Regions from separate parts of the Homo sapiens genome. Here all the other regions are linked to region 2. A link is a contact called in ENCODE Hi-C or POLR2A ChIA-PET data. All regions are on one chromosome and are shown on one strand. Each heading gives the region's core, a stretch centred on a gene start or an enhancer-like site at or near the end of the contact. The rest is flanking DNA. Distances are from core to core; before and after follow the strand shown. Region 1 overlaps CHST11 (carbohydrate sulfotransferase 11). Region 2 overlaps CHST11 (carbohydrate sulfotransferase 11). Region 3 overlaps CHST11 (carbohydrate sulfotransferase 11).

Evidence for each region. A loop is a pair of places that touch in the nucleus more often than their neighbours do. ChIA-PET counts read pairs that join two places held with the same protein, here RNA polymerase II (POLR2A). Pooled maps may share reads with other maps.
Region 1: a map of CD4-positive, alpha-beta T cell shows a loop between it and region 2 (5-fold over the local background). The contact joins two enhancer-like sites. A Hi-C loop is called at or near these places in 1 of 168 maps with a recorded cell type or tissue (CD4-positive, alpha-beta T cell) and 7 of 50 pooled maps. POLR2A ChIA-PET finds 5 or more read pairs at or near these places in 2 of 52 experiments (Panc1 and activated CD4-positive, alpha-beta T cell).
Region 3: a loop to region 2 is called in a pooled map, with 3 times the contacts of the local background. The contact joins two enhancer-like sites. A Hi-C loop is called at or near these places in 5 of 50 pooled maps. POLR2A ChIA-PET finds 5 or more read pairs at or near these places in 2 of 52 experiments (CD4-positive, alpha-beta memory T cell and activated CD4-positive, alpha-beta T cell).

Annotation. Positions count from the first base shown.
Region 1 is chr12:104,493,158-104,496,980 of GRCh38, forward strand. The region is part of intron 1 of CHST11 (carbohydrate sulfotransferase 11); the gene reads left to right. Among named protein-coding and RNA genes, the nearest start is that of CHST11, 38 kb to the left of the region's middle. RefSeq lists enhancers at 139-308, 931-1,120. Within about 2 kb of position 1,799, at least 13 of the 41 ENCODE cell types and tissues checked have a DNase peak (open chromatin) inside an H3K27ac peak, as active enhancers do; they include CD4-positive, alpha-beta T cell, where a contact is called at or near this core.
Region 2 is chr12:104,718,228-104,722,256 of GRCh38, forward strand. The region is part of intron 2 of CHST11 (carbohydrate sulfotransferase 11); the gene reads left to right. Among named protein-coding and RNA genes, the nearest start is that of MIR3922, 130 kb to the left of the region's middle. RefSeq lists enhancers at 2,131-2,220, 2,279-2,907, 2,881-2,930. Within about 2 kb of position 2,409, at least 21 of the 41 ENCODE cell types and tissues checked have a DNase peak (open chromatin) inside an H3K27ac peak, as active enhancers do; they include CD4-positive, alpha-beta T cell, where a contact is called at or near this core.
Region 3 is chr12:104,476,680-104,480,593 of GRCh38, forward strand. The region is part of intron 1 of CHST11 (carbohydrate sulfotransferase 11); the gene reads left to right. Among named protein-coding and RNA genes, the nearest start is that of CHST11, 22 kb to the left of the region's middle. RefSeq lists an enhancer at 2,042-2,091. Within about 2 kb of position 1,877, at least 10 of the 41 ENCODE cell types and tissues checked have a DNase peak (open chromatin) inside an H3K27ac peak, as active enhancers do.

The DNA.
Region 1 (3,823 bases), core at 549-3,048, 230 kb before region 2:
AGTGAAATAAAACTAATGGAAATGGTGCACGATGGCTCAGTGGTTTGCAAGCAATGCAGATGGCCTCAGCCATTCACATTCAGGCAGGAGCCGCTGATCCTAGTGTTTACCTTGGAGCTGGTATCCAGTAATGTGGCAAGATGTTTATTGCTTTCTCATCAGATGATGGATGTGGAAGAGAATGTTTTTGCCCTGGAACCAGGTAGGCCTTGGGCTACTTAATTTGCTCTTTAATAGACATAGGTGTTCTTGAAGTACACCTGTCATTCCCTTAACAGAGCACCTATGAGGTGCCAGGTGCTGAGGGTTCGTTGGTGAATGAAGTACATTTTGTGGCTTCTAATCCAGTGGCTTTGGACATGTCCTGGTGAGAGGGGTGGAAATAGTGTATGCGAATGTGTGTCAAATGCCTCAGAAGTGGGAAATGGAGGGAGAGTTTGAAGGCCTGAAGGCGTTCCATCAAAGCTTCCTTCCTTGCCGTCTCTACCCTTCCCTCAACTCTGGCTCAGGCAAATGCTCAAAGTGACTCACCCTGGTAGGCACGGAAAGACAAGAGAGACTTGGATGTAGAAAGACACATTTACAGTTTGTGGAGGGCCGTCCCTTCGGACACATTTCATCAGTGGGTGTGATGCTGCCTGTGGTATCACATGTGCAGCAGCAGGGTGTTCGGTTTTGTTTTTTGAGACTGGGTCTTGCTCTGTCACCCAGGCTGAAGTGCAGTGGCACCATCTTGGCTCACTGCAGCCTCCATCTCTTGGGCTCAAGTGATCTTCCCACCCCAGCCTCCCAAGTAGCTGGGACTAAACACACACACCACCATGCCTGGGTAATCTTTTGAGATCTCACTGTATTGTCCAGGCTGGTCTTGAATTTCCGGGCTCAAGCAAGCCTTCTGCCTTGGCCTCCCAAAGTGTTGGGATTATAGTGTGAGCCACCGTGCCTGGCCTAACAAGATGTCTGTATGTGAAGCCACATTCCTGGCCCATCCACAGTCACGAGGACTTGGGACTACAGGCTGGGTGACAAAATTGAGCTGATTTCCCCAAATCTCCAAGGAGATCCCCTCTGAAGAGATGCCGTGCCGATGAGAGACAGAGCCTGCACCACGAAGCAAAGGCAGGAGCTTGTGAGCTTGTGAGCTGACCCCTCTGGCCTTGGCCTCTTAGTGTCTATAGCCCGTCACTGCCTTAAAGCCACCACATCACATGTCACTGTTCTTCAACACTGCTCTTATTTGAATGTCTCAGTGATAACATCTCAGAAATGAAAAACAGGGTCTCCACTTCTGAGGATGTGACAAGTGAGTTGGAGGCAGTTTCCCAGGGGAAGGATTTTTGTCTCAAAGCATTAAAATAGAATCCGTTCTAAGTCAGAATATTCCTTTTAAAGTTAACTTCACAAAACTTCTCTGATCTTGATCCTCTTGCTAGCAGCTGACTGCCGAGGATGGGTTCCAGCGCTTCTCAGAACAATGTCGTAGGCGTATTAGCTCTGTAAGTCACCACGAATTCAGAATAATAACTGTGGGGTGGGGTGCGGGCTCACTGATTGACTCGGAGGCATCTAGAGTTCATTTTGTAAAACACTTAAACAATTCAGGGTGTTTTGTTTTGTGGGTAGATTTTTAAAAATAATTTTAAAAATGTAAAATTGTGGTTAAAAAAGCACAATGTAAACTTTACCATTTTAATCCTTTTTAAGAGTACGGGTCAGCAGTGGTAAGTATATTCATACTGTTGTGCAACAGATCTCCAGAACTTTTTTGTTTTGCGAAACTGACATGCTGTACCCACTAAGCAAACAACAACTCCCCATTTTCTCAGACCCCCTGAGCTTCCAGTAACCACCGTTCTACTTTCTGTTTCTATGAGTTTGATAACTTGAGACACTTCAGATGCGTGGAGTCATACAGTATTTCTGTTTTTGGGACTGGGTTATTTTGCTTAGCTTAATGTCCTCAGAGTTCGTCCATGTTGTAGCATGTGACAGGATTCCTTCCTTTTTAAGGCTGAATAATTCATTGTATGTGTACACCACATTTTGTTTATCTGTTCTTCAGTTGATGGGCATCTGGGTTGTTCCTGTGTCTTGGCTGTTGTGGATACTGCTGCTGTGAACATAGGTGTGTAAATATCTCTCCGGAATCCTGCTTTCAATTCTTTTGAAAGAATTGAAAGAAGTGGGATTGCCAGGTTTTGTGGTAATTCTATTTTAAATTTTTTGAGGGCCCACCACACTCTTTTCCACAGTGGTCGTGCCATTTTATATTCCTACCAACAGTACACAAGGGTTCCAGTTTCCCCACATCCTTGCCAACACTTGTTACTTTCTAATTTTATTTTTTTTTGATAGTCACAGTCCTAGTAGGTGTAAAGGAATATCTTATTATGGTTAAACAGTGTAGTTTTATTATTTATACTTCAGGTAACCAATACATAAATTAGTACTAATAAAAATTGATAACTACTATTTATTGAGTGCTTATTAAGTGTTCTAAGCATCTTGCATGACTTAATTCTCATTACATCTCTGTGAGGAAGAGGTTCCATTTTTACCCATTTTATAGATGAGGAAATTGAGGCTTGGAGAATGTAAGGAACTCATACAAGGTCACACAACGAACTGAAGCCTGTGCCTGGATTTGAACCCAACCGTCTGGCTACTAGGGTGTTCTCTGGCTTTCTTTTCCTAATTGACTATGCTCTTTAAAATTCACATCTTCAGCTGACCCATATCAAGAAAGTTATAGAAGATAATGACATCCTGACTCCTGAATGGAGTTCCTTGAAGTGCCCAGGAATGAAAACTTGGAATAAGGCCCATGCCTCAGTCATCACTGATGCCTCGGATAGCAGACTTAAGCGAGGGCTTTAGAAATAGTGGCCTAGTCTCCTAAGCCCTGGGCTTGTAAAATACTCTGTACTTTTTTGGTTTGAATTCCCTTGTTAAATGAATAATAGAAAATGTGAGGAGAGAGGCACAACATTTTTTTCTTGACACTATTCCACTTTGAGTTTGGTTTCTATTCCAAATCTGTGTGTGTGTGTGGCAGTGGGGAGGAAGGTGTGTTGATGAGTTATTGTTGCATTAGAAGGTTCACTCTTAGAGCCACCAGATTTTCTGGAAAGCCATACATGTGCTATAATGCCTGTCAAATAAAAAATCAATGTGACACAGTTGGTTTAATTTTTGTTAATCTTTATCATATTTAATTTTGTTTTTTGACTAGACCTAATAATGGGCCAGAGGCCTTTAGGCACTGTTGAAGTGACTGCTGGCCACAATTCCCCAAATCAGCTGTAATGTTTGTGTTGGATTATTGTATTAACAAATGCTTCAAATTACATTAGAAAAAAATCCGTTATGTTATTTTAAGTTGGGGGACCAATTCCACACTCACATCTGGTAATCCTATCAGTAAATAATGGCACAGGGCCATTCTAACAGGGCCAATTAAGTCTGCAGGGCCTCTCTTCACTCTTTGATATGTTTTGTGAACATTTTTCTTATTTTGGTGCTATGAAATGAAGTCTCTGTCAAGAGCTCAAGTCATAGACTAATCCTCAAAACTTTTTTTTTTTTTAAACAAGACAAAGAAAATATGAGATGTTGTTTCCTGCAACAAAATCCTAGAGAGTTTGTAGGATGTTTTATGTATGGTGTGTTTTGAGGATCGTGGAACTGAGAAATCCACAAGAATTTGCCATCCAGAAAAACTTTCCACTGGAGGTGGGGAAGAGGGGCCTGCTTGACTCCCTCATGGGCTCAGGCCTACCTCTGCAGTTATGATTGTGGATAATTTAGCCCCTCTTGCAACAGT
Region 2 (4,029 bases), core at 1,159-3,658:
ACAGAGGGGTTTTGTGACTTGCCTGAAGCCACACAGTCTGTCAGTGGCAGAAGTGGGATTTGAACCCAGGGAGTTGGACTCCAGAATCTTCTCTCTTTCCTGGCTTGACCTCCTACTTCTCTACCATTCACGCACATTGTTCCATTGCAGCTGCACAACCACCAGGTGAGGACGGAATTTCGTTTGAATCCCTACTGCTTAGATACGGAGACTGAGGCTGACAAGGATTGTGTGGCCAGCCCAGTGTCACTCAGCTGTTCAGTGAGCTGCCTGGGCTCTTTCTCCACATCACACTGCCTTCCGTGTGTTACTAATGAAGAATGAATTTCTAGAAAATGAATATTTTCAAAACACTCCCTGCCACCTGCAGTCCCTTTGAGGAGTGGCGATTGTTTGTAGTTCCCCAGGCCCCCCATAGAGGTAAGCAATCACTCCTACTTTAGAACTGAAATTGGGGGCGTCTCCTCCCTGCCACCCAGGACTGTCATTTAGCCAGCCAGCCTGAAGACTGCAGCAAGCAGGCAGATGCAATGCTTGCGAGAGTAAACTTGGCCAGTCTCCCAGGAACTCCTTAATGAAAAATTTCATTCCGGTGGACGAGAGTGGAGTCGACACAGTCCTCATTACTGCCCAGGTCTAAATTAAACAAGACAAGGGAGGTTCTTGAGGAGCAAGGCAGAAGTTACTGAAGGCTTGAACAGTAAATTGCAGGAAAGGAGCTTCTGTCGGGGAAGGTTCTCCGACTTTCCAGGGTGCATGGAACCCCAATGCATTTCTCCTTTGGAGGATCAACGGCCACTTAGGTTGAGGGTACAGAATGGGGCACAGTAAACCCAGCCTCCTCATCCTTCCCTCTCTTGCTGGGTGAGGGCTGGGCTGCAGGCGCGGCCCCCAGGACTCTGCCTTGGTGGCTATGGTTCCAGAATGGTGACGCCCGGAAGCAGACACTCCGCAACGTACTGTCTTCTAGGCTGACAGCTCTTGCCTCCCCAGCTTGAATACATGCTCAGTGGGCCAGGGTTGAGTTCTGGAGTCCCCATGTCCCTTTGTAGTGACACCAGCATCTCTTTCTAGATAAGGGGCTTGCATAAAGAAATGCCATGTTGGCTTACAAGTAGGAAATCATGTTCTTTCCCATCAATTGGATTTCTAGGTGACCACCTGAGATCCGAAGTTCTGGAAGTCAACACACCATCCACCCACGCTCCCCTTGCCCACTTCACTCTGTCTCTCTCGTGCACAGGTGCACGCACACAGGGCTCAGGCTGCAGTCCGACAGAAACATAGGCTTCCTGCCATTAATTGGAGGGCCCTGACTGCAGACACAGCATAACTATCTATTCATAGTCTTTTTTTAATTCTAAGAAATGCTGCTCTAGCTATTACCTACTTCAGGGCAAATGACTGGCTGGCGTTATCAGCATTTTTCAAGTTATAAACACCCCCTCTTAGCTGGGACCCCTCTTTATTTTCAGTGTTCTTCAGAATGAGGAGTTGGGGCATGGCCAGCCGGCCCTGGCTGTGGCATGGAGGATGGACTGGCCCTGGGCACTCAGGGAGGGGTGGCGGGGGCTGCACCCCATGGCCAGGGGACAGTTACAGGCACCACTGTCCCCAGATGCCCCAGGGAACACTGTGTCCCAGCTGCTTCTACGTAACAATCCAGGCCATGGCTTTCCTTGTCTTGCACCCATTTCCTGGAGGAAAAGCGGGAATGGTTTAGGAATGGGTCCCTGCTCCGTGGCTCCTGAGAAGAATTCCCTCTCTCCAGACTAACGCTGGTGTCCAGGCACTTTTCCGCCTTTAGATCCAAAGCTATGGAGGGGCTTGTAAACATGTTGCTTTTTGTAAATTGAATAAGTGGACTTGTCTAGTTTCGTAAACATTGCTGGCGGCATCCGGAGCCCCAAGAAGCACGCTTCCTCCTGAAACACTGCCCTGCAGGCAGGACAGCTCCCCGACTCTGGCATCAGCTGCCATGTCTTGAGAGTCTACTGTGTGCCAAGCATTTTACCTGCAGAGTCTAATTTTATCCTCAATCTTATGCAGTGGGTACCAGGATTTTCCCTTTTTACAGATGAAGAAACTGGAATTGAGGAAGGCCGAGTTGCTCCCCACAGCCTCACGATCGTGAGAGGCAGGGCTGGGACTCATGGCGTCCAAGGCGTTTGGTGCTGTGTCTCTCCCTGAGGGCTGCGTGCAGCCTCCCCTTCCAGACCCCGCACGGTATTTCCTCATCCAGGAAGACAGGACCTAGGGCTGGACGGCAGCTACACTCATGTCATGCGCTGGGAGGGTCTCCCGGGGTCTCCCCAGGACCACGGCCACCTACCACCCCTGTCCCCTGAAGATAAATGATCGCAGCTGCAAATTTCAAACAGTGTGACGTGCTGCGGTCGGCAGCCAAGACAAAAAACCCACAGACGTTTGGCCTTTGAGGCAGAGGAACACCACGAGCTTTCTGTTGCTTTTCTTTTGATCTGCTGTTTGATTTTAAAAAGGGGAAAAAAAAAATGGAGAGGATCAGTGAGTAGAAATCTAATTTGAAAAAAAAACAAAACAAGTTCACAAAAACAGGAAATGTCGTCTACCGTGGACCAGTCGCTGCTGCTTTGGGACTTTTAAAATGACAGCACGTCTTATAGACGCCGTTCACCTCTCCTAGTGAGCCTGGAATTCTGGGGCTCAGAGGAGCAAGGTTGAGAGGTCGTGGATGTAGGAAGGGCGGAGAAACCATCTCATGTGCCCCGCAGCGTTTGCTCCAGGGCCGGGGCTGGTCCTCGGCTAAGCTGGCTTCCTTGGTTTTTCTAAAGGAAGACTCATGACTTCCCTGAGAAATGTTTGCTTACAAAAGACTGAAACCCACCCTGTGGTGCTGAAACCAAGGGGAATTTAATGCAAGAGCAAACCCTAAAGCCAGAAGCTGGGTTTGGGCCTGGCCCCATCCCCATCCCCATCTCATCAGGCATCACAGATTTAAGGAGTAGGGCTGTGGGTCCCTGGTGCTCTCTGAGCCCTTAAGTCTCTGGTGGGGCTTATCTCTGTGTCTCTCTTTCTCTCCCACACAGATACAGACACACACAGCCACACACACACCAGAGCTACCTCAGAATGGTGCCTTCAGCATAGAGCCTTTAATCCCACATGGGTCCAGGGCCCCACTGGCTCACTGTCTCTGACCGTCTGTGCCACCTTTATGGGAAAGAGAGTCAGATCGGTTCATGTATCTCTGTGCCTCAGCTTCCTCTTCTGCAAAATAGGAATGCTAATGGTATTTCTATCCCGGAATGTCTGTGAAGGTGCCATGGGTTAGACAGTGTGCTCAACTCATTCAAACTCAGGCAAGTGTACCCCTGCGCCTGATAGAGAATGAGTGCTCAAAATGGGGTGTGACTACTGTCCTTCCTATTGTACAGCGTCCCTGGTATAAGGAGTTACGTGAACAAACGTTTTCAGAGCCACCTCAAAGAGAACACAACCAGCATAGAAAAAAAAATAGATCGTTTCACTGAAAGAACCACTATAAATACTCCATGATAAGTCAGATTTCTGGAAGATATTGTATAATTTTCAAAGCACTGCCACATACATGGCTCAGGCGATTCCCCCAATATTCTGAGATATTACTGAGACTAATAAACAAGGAAATAAGAAGTTAAGGTATTGCCTGAGGTTGCACTGTCTGCAAGTGATGGAGTTTAAACTCAGATCCACGTCCCACCTCTAAATTCTCTGTGGGTTTGTTGTTGTTTGCCTGTTTGGTTTTGGGGGGTTTTTTTGAGACAGGGTCTTGCTCTGTCACCCAAGCTGGCGTGCAGTGATGCAGTCATAGCTCACTGCAGCCTGGACCTCCCAGGCTCAAACCATCCGCTCCCCTCAGTCCCTGGAGTAGCTGGGACTACTGGCGCATACTACCACACTCAGCTAAGTGTGTGTGTGTGTGTGTGTGTGTGTGTGTGTGTATGAGATTTTACCATTGTTGCCTGGGCTGGTCTTGAATTCCTGGGCTAAGCCATCTGCCCGCCTTAG
Region 3 (3,914 bases), core at 627-3,126, 240 kb before region 2:
TAACCAAATTATTTTCTAGAAGATTGTATCTATTGATGCTCCAACCAGCAGTGTGTGAATATGTCCATCTTACTATATCCCAGCTCCTTTGATTAAGCTGTCATCCAGATTCCTGATGGAGCCTTCCTCTATCTCAACATTCATGCTTGCATTGAGTTTTTGGTCCATACTAGATTATAGGCTTCTGGAGGCCACAAACTGTGTCCCCAGTCCCTGGCGTATGACAGACTTGTAATAAAATAAATGTTTGTTGCATACATGCTTGCATGTCTGAATGAATGAGCCAAGGAAGGTAAGGAGAGGTTTCACTTGATCTGGGAAGAGAACAGAACTTTCTTCAGATGTCACAAAGTATCTTATTAATGGGCTTCCAGGGATAGGGGGATTCATGAATGGACAAGTAGCTTGCTGTAAAGCCACCTCCATACCCTCAGTGCCTGTCCAAGAGTCCTATAATAGATCATCCTTAGGATTCAAATTCAATGAAAAGATACATTTTCACTGCTACTCACTAGGTACCCATTACAGGTGTTAAATCATTTAGTCTTCTCCACAGCCTGGCGAGGAGAACTGGCCTCATCCTCATTTTTAGGTGGGACTCAGAGAAGTTTTGTAATTAACTTAAAGTAACCCAGCTAGTAGTTGGTGGAGCTCGGATGCCCTGGCTCATCTGACTCAAAGTGCTCTAATAAGAACTTCTCTCTGCAAAGCGTGGGCTGGCATCTGCGAGAAAAATTTCTTTTTGTGATTTAGGAGGAAAAACATATGGAGAAACCCTATTGTCTGAATGCTGCGTCTCTCCCTAATTCATGTGTTGAAACCTAATCCCCAATATGAGGCTCTTAGAAGGTGGTGGTCTTTGGGACGTGATTAGGTCATGAGGGAGCCCTCATGAATGGGATTAGTGCCCTTATAAAAGAGACCCCAGAGAGACCCTCACCTCTTGTGCCATGGGAGGACACAGTGAGAACCAGGAAGTGGGACCTTTCCAGACACCAAATCTGCCAGTGCCTCGATCTTGGACTTTCCAGCCTCCAGAACTGTTTGAGCAATAAATTTCTGTAGTTTACAAGCCACCTAGTGCAGGATATTTTGATATAGCAGTCCAAATGGACTAAGACAAGGAACGATCCTTGAGCTGAAAGGAAAATGAACAATTGCTCTGCAGTTGGAAAGACACAATGATAGCTCTAGGAGGCATTGTGCACTCAATTGTCCTCAACTGATTGGAGAAAGGAATTCAGTTATGAGGAAGTTCATTTAGTGAGAAGGTCTAAGAGCTCTTCACATGTCTCCTATGACTCTAAGAAGGGTGATGGCTGGCAGCACCCTGAGAATGAAGCCTCTCCAGGGAGCTGTGTGTTGATGGGGCTCTCAAGTTTGGGAAGCAACCCCCCTAACAGGAAGTGGGGGTGGGAGACAGGGAGAGAAAAACCAAAGCAAACCCATAACTCAAACTGTATCTTTCTTCTTGCAAAAGTGAAAGACATTGCTGATCGTTACACACACACACACAAACACACACGGCAGATGGAGCTTCCTGTGTAGTATTTCTGTTACTTATATCTCCAGAAGGAAGGCCTGGGTATATTTTAATTTTATTATTTTCTTTTCTTAAACATTAAAAAAATGATTTCCACTAGCCCATACCAGAGACCCCAAAATACACTGTAAGTAAAAATGTGATGTTTGCCACGTGAATGCAGTGCCAGCACCTCTCTTCCACCAGGTCCACGTCCCTAAGCCTTTTTATATCTGAATTCTGGAGTCTCCACTGACCCCTTCCCCATAGTCTCTTTTATGTACACCCTGACTTCCCAGCAGCAGAGTGCCGAGATGGAAGCGGATGAGGGGAAGTGAGAATAAGTCTAAAATAGCTGTCTATTAGGTTTCCTGTTAAGTAGGATGTGGTCAGTTAGCTTCGGTTATCTGTAAGTCTAGTTCAGGCTGTTCCTGTTAACAGCTGAGTATTCACGGGGCCCCAGAGCATGGAGGTGCTTGCCTGGGAAGGAAAGCAATTATCAGAAATGTTGGGGCCCAGTCACTACCTTGAGGAAAACCGGTGGGATTTAGCCTTTTGGGAAATAAAGGTGGTGTTCCCTGTGGCCATCAGCAGCAGTGGCAGGCAATTTCAAGAGCTTCAGGAGGTGACTGGAACCATCTAGTCTCTGGTCATTTGGGGGATGAGATGACATGGTTTGGTTCTTAACACATAGTGGGAGAGGCAGTGAACTGGTGCCTTCATTCTAGGGGGTTATTGAAAAGGAGGTTTTTAAAACTGGAAATGACAACATGGAAGGAGCCTTTAAACAGTGCATGTCCAAGGCATGTCCAAGGAAAAGCCGTTTTCAAAAGAGTCACCTGTCTTTACTTGGCATTTCCAAACTTGCCTCAGATATCTTTCTGAGGGACTCTTAACGTATTGGTAGAAATTGGATGCAACTCCTTCCTTTCCCAACCCAACTCAAATTGGTTTAAGCAAAAAAAAAGGGCCCCCCCTTTTTTTTGGCTCAGGGAACTGAGCCAAACTCAGTGTGGCAGAGACCAAGCACCCTAGCATGTGATTGTTCATGCTGTGTCTGTCTCCTCATGGTGGCAAGATGGCTGCCTGCGGTTCCAGCCTCCATCCTAGCCTTTCAGCAGTCCCAGTAGAAAGAGAGAGTACTTCTTTTTTCCAGCAGTTTCCACAAAAGTTCTGGAATGTAAAGTTCTTAAGGGCAGGGATTTTTATATTTTGTTTACTGTCATCCCCAGCTCCTAGAACGGTGCCTGTCCTACAGCAAGTGTTCAGTAAAAATCTGTTGAGTGAGCAAATCTCATTGGTGTGGCCGGGATCACATGCCCAGTTTGAGAGTAAGGTTGGGAGTGAGAGAAAGAAAACTGGAGATGCTCTTATCCAAGACAGGCATCAGATCTTGTTTTTCTGATGAATAACAACCAAGAGAGGCAAGAGGTAAAAAATATATAATTAGATTTTAAAAAGTCTTGCACTCTTAGGTAGTAGGTAGTATGCTAGGAAGTTTTTTGCCACTAGGAAAACCTATTTGGACTGAAAATGGCCGCATGAACTTTTGATTCTGTTTACCTCCTGTTGCTAGAAGACAAATGTGTTCCTATGGCTTGAAGAAGCCACAGGACATATTTTTCTCATGTATGCATGCCACTTGTTGAAGATGGCTCACCACCATGTCTGCCTTCCTGCCAGTGGGAAGAGGGAGAGAGGTCCAGCGGAGGGCATTCCCCTTGGATCCATCACTTTTGCTTAAATCTCACTTAGCTCCAGCCATTTATGTCTGTGGGGGAGGCTGGGAAAGGTAGTCTTCATTCCGTGTGGTCATGTGCTAAACTTGTGTTTTCTTTATTCTAAAGGAAGACAGAGAATGGATATTGGGGGTCAACCAGGAGTTCTGCTGCAAAAGGTTCTATACTTTAGTTGGTCAGTGCTCTGAGCCCCTGTTGAATTCAGGCCTATCTTTCATAAACATCTGCTTAGTCAGTGCACTGAGTTGATAGTGTCCCCGCCCCCCCCTCCAAATTCATGTTCTTCCTGGAACCTCAGAATGTGACTTGACTTGGAAATAGGGGCATTGCAAATATAGTTAGTTAAGATGAAGTCAACCAGGTGCAGTGGCTCCCACCTGTAATCCCAGCACTTTGGGAGGCTGAGGTGGGTGGATCACGAGGTCAGGAGTTTGAGACCAGCCTGGCCAAGATGGTGAAACCCCGTCTCTACTAAAAAATACAAAAAATTAGCTGGGCATGGTGGCGGGTGCCTGTAATCCCAGCTACTCAGGAGGCTGAGGCAGGAGAATTGCTTAAACCTGGGAGGCGGAGGTTGCAGTGAGCTGAGATCGTGCCACTGCACCCCAGCCTGGGCTACAGAGCAAGATTCCATCTCAAAAAAAAAAAAAAAA